Linked DNA regions of Homo sapiens: region 2 is linked to region 1. The links are chromatin contacts, found by Hi-C or POLR2A ChIA-PET in ENCODE. All regions are on one chromosome and are shown on one strand. Each heading gives the region's core, a stretch centred on a gene start or an enhancer-like site at or near the end of the contact. The rest is flanking DNA. Distances are from core to core; before and after follow the strand shown. Region 1 overlaps PACSIN2 (protein kinase C and casein kinase substrate in neurons 2). Region 2 overlaps BIK (BCL2 interacting killer).

Region 1 (2,700 bases), core at 193-2,692:
CTGATTGAGACAGGGCCTCACTCTGTCACCCAGGCTGGAGTGTAGTGGTGTGATTGTGGCCCACTGCAGCCTCCAACTCCAGGGCTTAATGATCCTCTCACCTCACCCTCCCAAATTACAAGTGTGTACCATCATACCTGGCCAATTTTTTTTTTTTTTTTTTTTTGCGGCAGAGTCTTGCTCTGTCACCCAGGCTGGAGTGCAGTGGCTCGATCTTGGCTCACTGCAACCTTTGCTGCCTGGGTTCAGGCGATTCTCCTGCCTCAGCCTTCCCAGTAGCTGGGATTACGGGCGTGTGCCACCATGCCCAGCTAATTTTTGTATTTTTAGTAGTGATGGGGTTTCAGCATCTTGGCCAGGCTGGTCTTGAATTCCTGACCTTGTGATCCACCCATCTTGGCCTCCCAAAGTGCTAGGATTACAGGCGTGAGCCACCGCGTCCAGTGTCATACCTGGCTAATTTTATTATTTTTTTTTTGAGACGGAGTCTCGCTCTGTCGCCCAGCCTGGAGTGCAGTGGTGCAATCTCGGCTCATTGCAAGCTCCGCTTCCCAGGTTCAAGCCATTCTCCTACCTCAGCCTCCCAAGTAGCTGGGACTACAGGCGCCCACCACCACGCCCAGCTAATTTTTTGTATTTTTAGTAGAAATGAGGTTTCACCGTGTTAGCCAGGATGGTCTTGATCTCCTGACCTTGTGATCCGCCCACTTCGGCCTCCCAAAGTGCTGGGATTACAGACGTGAGCCACCACGCCCAGCCAATACCTGGCTAATTTTTAAATTTTTCTGGAGACTGGGGAAGGGGGCAGGTCTCACTGTGTTGCCCAGGCTGGTCTTGAACTCCTGGCTTCAAGTGATCCTCCTGTCCCGGCTTCCCAGAGCGCTGGGATTACAGGTGTGGGTCACTGTGCCTGGCCACTGTTTCTTTTAACAATCAAATTGCCTTTCTCAAGGAGGAAAACATGGGTGGAATGTGCTTTAAGGCCTCTGTCTGGTGGACATTATAGGCACTTGAAGTTACCAAATCTGTATATTTACTGTTGGCAAAATTGCATGATCCCATCCTTATTTCCAAATAATTGCCGCGTGAATGACATTGGAAATGCACATTTAGTTCTTGACTGAGTAGTTGTATACACACTCTGGTTTTTCCACACCAGACACTTGCTCTCTTGCTGTGACTTTTAAGGTCCTGCCCAATGGACAGAGTAACTTCCTGAAAAGTTGCTTTAAAAACCTTGTCTCCTCAGTGGACGGAGGGTGCAATGAAACAACATTTGTCATCCTGACTCAGTCCCAACCAAGCAGAACCTTTATTGTGACTGGAGGTTTGCAAGCTGCCGTCCTCCTGGCACCAAAAGCAGCCTGTTCTTTAAATATTTGCATTGAATAACTTTGTAGCTCTGCTTCCTTCTAAGGCTTGCCACACTTCATGTCAGAAGCAGAGCTCCTCCTCTGGAGTTATTGTGAAACATGACTGAATGCCAGGGTGCAGTTTCTCTGCAGTCAGCTCACTTTATAGAGGAAGAACTCGGCTGCTTCAGCTCAATGTGAGTTAAACGTTGCAGTGTCCAGTCTTGCTTCCTGGCAGTTGGGGCCCGGAGCAGCCCCGAGGCGGGGAGGGGGGACATTGTCCCCTTTGACTATGTGATTGTTGGAAGCAGGGTCCTGAGAGGGAGTCCAGGAGGCAGCCTAAATGGAATTTCCAGTCTAAACGGGCAAGGCACAGTTGCGGGAGTCCTGGTGTAAAGTCCAGTGAGACAGAGACTGGGGCTTGGGGTGGGATGGGGATTGCTGACAAGAGAGAAGGATCTCTGGGCCAGGGAAGAGGCAGCTGCATTCGCTGGCTGCGAGGCTGTGGCTCTAGGTGTGGATATGCTAGGGTGCTCCCCGCAGCCCCCAGACCTTTCATATGTCAGCATTCCCGTAGGTGGGGCATGTGGGACCCCTGCCCGGGGCCCTTTTTCCAGTGTGACTGTCCCTATAGGGTGAGGAATCTGAGGTATCAAGAAGTGGTATCTCCCTAAAACTTGTGCCTCTCCCTTTAGGCCATGCACAGGGACAGAGACCCTGGAATTCCCTGCCCCAGTAACCCCCAGACCCCTTACATGGCCTGCATGGGCCGCCTCCCTGGCGTGTCCTGCTGAGGGTAGGCTGTGCACTGTGTGCACGTGCCTCCAGCCAAAGGTGGCTGAATGGTGGCCATGGGCAGGGTATGTGTGGACAGAGCTTGGGTGTGCAGGCTGGGGTGTCCCCATAAGCACGCCCGAGGGTCTTTGTGGCGCAGGACACGGCTCTGGATTCATGTGTGTGCCTGGTTTCTTGAATGGTAAAGTTCATGCTTATTTTCTGGGTGTGTTTGGGGTTGTCCCTCCCTATCTGACACATGGGGCTTGGGACCATGCCTGGAGCCCCAGTTGCATGGGGAGGTGGGGTTAAGAGCAGGCCTGTCCCCCTGCTCAGCCCTTCTTACCACCAAACCAGCCACACTTGAGCAGGAGCGCACTGCACTGTCATTTTACCCAAAGTTTCCCTCTAGGGCTTTGCTGATGACATCTCTTGGCTTTTGTTAGCATTCTGGCGCAATATCAGAAGGATTCCAGTCTACATCGTGGTCTTCTTGAGAGCTCATATTTGATTTCGGCTTTAGCTCACTGGACTTTAGCCTGGAGGAATCCCACTGAAGAGTTTTTAATGTTGA
Region 2 (2,700 bases), core at 196-2,695, 130 kb before region 1:
CTCGAGGGGACCAGAGAAGGAAGGAGTTCAGGAGAGGGGGAAAGTGGCCCTGAGGACGTGGCCAGAGAGGCCAGCGTGGCCTGGGCCTGCCAGTCTGCGGGACACAGGCAAAGACACCCGGTGGGCACAGGTGAGGGCAGTCAGCTGCCCTTGTGGTGGGCGGTGCCGAGTGGACACCATGGGACCAGGCTACCAGGAAGGCTGCTCAGGGAGGCCCCTGCCCTGGCCAGGAGACGGGAGTCCTGCCTGCCAGGTGAAGGCTCTCGGACCAGAGGGAGACCCAGGACCATGCACTGGTTTGTGCACTCAGAACCAGGCATCTCAAACCCAAAAGCCCATGGGATCAGGCAGATGTGGACACAGGTGACACAGATGATGATACGGAGTGGTGGGGACTGTGGCGCCCCAAGGAGCGGCTCTGACAGCCCCCACTGGCCGCAGCGCAAGTCAGGGTCAGGGATCTCAAGGCTCTTACCCAGGACCCGGGGTTCGGGGATCTCCAGAACCTCATTATGTTCTCCTTAAGTGTGGTGAAACCGTCCATGAAACTTCTAAGAACATCCCTGATGTCCTCAGTCTGGTCGTAGATGAAAGCCAGACCCAGGCTATAGACAAAGAGGATGGGGGGACAAAGCCATTACTGCAGGAGCAGGTAGGGGCAGCCTGTACTTAGATGACACCATCACAGCTGTGGGGAGCAGGGGCCTGTGCCCTCCCACCCCACAGCCACCCGGGGCCCTTTCCGTGGGCGCCTCCACCTGCAGGGGCCGCGTGGTATGGACTGTTTGTGGTCAAATTCATTCCAACTTCCTGCTTCCTCCGCCAGCCAGCCGCCCGCCAGCCCACCGGGTGTTTGGCCCTGTCTTCCAGAGCTGGCCACGTGGAAAATAAACCCCCATTCTACAGGGCCCTCACAAGCCACTGCCCACTCTATTCCCCCACCGGAGACTCGCTGAGAGGCCCAGCCCCCAGGATCTAGGATCCGAGCTCACGTAGCACCCCCTCTTAAGACCACGGTGGAAATGTACCATCTGGGCTCAATGAGGACGGCGAGAGAGAAAAGGGCCCTGGGCTCTGCTTTGTTGCCCAGGAATGCCAGGGACAGGTGGCAGGGGGCGAGTGCCAGGAGCTGGGGGCTCCCAGGAGAGGTGCGGGAAGCAGCCAAGGGTTTCAGTATAGCCCCAGTGTCAAGGCACATCCCCCACAGAGCTTCCTCAGGGCCCAGCCCTGTGCTGTGTTCAGGGCCTCCACCCACCGCCCAGGGCCCCTCCCCAGGTGTAGAGGCATAGGGCATAGGCCGGCTACCTGTGCATGGCCACCTCGGAGAGCTGGGCCAGGCGCGGGGCCCTGAGGCTCACGTCCATCTCGTCCCCGATGCAGGCCAGCCGCAGGGCCAATGCGTCACTGCAGGGAGCACACACAGGAGTCGGGTGTGGCTGTGCCGTGGAGGCCACATGCACCTGGACCCACCCAGCCAACGGATTGTGTGCAGCTGGGAGTGGCCCAGAGGATAAGAGATGGTGTCAGATTTGGGGCAGGCAGTGAGTGGGCCTCCCTGTATCCCTCCTCCGGCTCCCACTTGGATTCAGAGATACCCATGAGGTCCCATCCGTGGGTGGCCCCAGAGGTGCAAGCTATTTCAAAAAGAATCCTGGGGCAGGCCCACCTGTGGGCTTTGGTGGAAATGGTGGACAAGGGGAACAGGCAGGTCTGGGGGTGCTGAGCCCCCGGATGGCTGAGGCTGACCAAGGGGAATGGACAGGTCTGGTGGTGCTGAGTCCCCCGGATGGCTGAGCCCCCTTGAGCCCCCTTCCCACAGGGGTTGCAGCTTACCTTCCTTTGTGGGAGGTGAGGGGGCTCTAAGACCTGTGTCCTGGTCCCAATCCTGAAACCAGCCCTGCTGGCACCACCCCTCTCCAAATGGGGGGACTAAGAAGCCCCTAGTAGGCCCCCCACTAAACCACATCCTTGATCCTACACCCCACCCGCATTCACTCCCACACAAAGACTAAGACACTCCCCACCCTCCCAGCTTGCTGGTCTGGGCCTCTACCAGGGACCTGTGTGCATTCCATCCCAGTGACTACACCGGGGGAACTCCCAGGGAAGTGGGACTCCTAGGGGCCCTGAGCTGAGGCCGGCCCTGGGCCCTGGCCCCACCCACCTGACCTGCCAATGCCCTGGGCCTACACTCCCTACTTGGAGGGGATGCGGGTGGGAGGGGTACAGGTGTGGGCTGGCAATCAGGGTTGGGGGCTGTGGTCCTACCTTCTGTTACCCTGGGAAACCTCAGGAAAATACTGCCCCAGGCTTCATGTCCTCCAACCTTGTCCATTAATGGACAGGTGCCTCCAGTTCTAAAATCCTTAATGACTAAAAATCCTGAGGCTGAAAAAAAAAATCCTGAGCAGAAAAGAATCCTGTGGAACATGGAGCTGGTCCCTGGCCTGTGGGAGGTGCCACATCAGAGACAGGATTCCCCAGCAGAAAGCAACAGCCCAGGTCAGGCCTGACCATTCTCTTCCAGGCTCAGGGTAGAAACTACTGAGGTCAGCTGCTCCTGGGCCTTCACGTTCCTCATCTGTACCAGGGGAAGAATGAAAGTGCCAGTCCTGGCCGGGTGTGGTGGCTCACGCCTGTAATCCCAGCACTTTTTGGGAGGCCGAGGCAGGCAGATCACGAGGTCAGGAGATCGAGACC

The links. A loop is a pair of places that touch in the nucleus more often than their neighbours do. ChIA-PET counts read pairs that join two places held with the same protein, here RNA polymerase II (POLR2A).
Region 2: a loop to region 1 is called in a map of PC-9, with 2.1 times the contacts of the local background. The contact joins two enhancer-like sites. A Hi-C loop is called at or near these places in 1 of 168 maps with a recorded cell type or tissue (PC-9). POLR2A ChIA-PET finds 5 or more read pairs at or near these places in 2 of 52 experiments (H1 and activated CD4-positive, alpha-beta T cell).

Annotation. Positions count from the first base shown.
Region 1 is chr22:42,993,998-42,996,697 of GRCh38, reverse strand. All of the region lies in intron 1 of PACSIN2 (protein kinase C and casein kinase substrate in neurons 2), which reads left to right. Among named protein-coding and RNA genes, the nearest start is that of PACSIN2, 20 kb to the left of the region's middle. Within about 2 kb of position 1,442, at least 29 of the 41 ENCODE cell types and tissues checked have a DNase peak (open chromatin) inside an H3K27ac peak, as active enhancers do; they include PC-9, where a contact is called at or near this core.
Region 2 is chr22:43,126,401-43,129,100 of GRCh38, reverse strand. It overlaps BIK (BCL2 interacting killer), which reads right to left. Exons shown (of 5, transcript NM_001197.5): 3 at 1,306-1,404; 4 at 476-605. Among named protein-coding and RNA genes, the nearest start is that of MCAT, 16 kb to the left of the region's middle. RefSeq lists enhancers at 4-53, 1-531. Within about 2 kb of position 1,445, at least 10 of the 41 ENCODE cell types and tissues checked have a DNase peak (open chromatin) inside an H3K27ac peak, as active enhancers do; they include PC-9, where a contact is called at or near this core.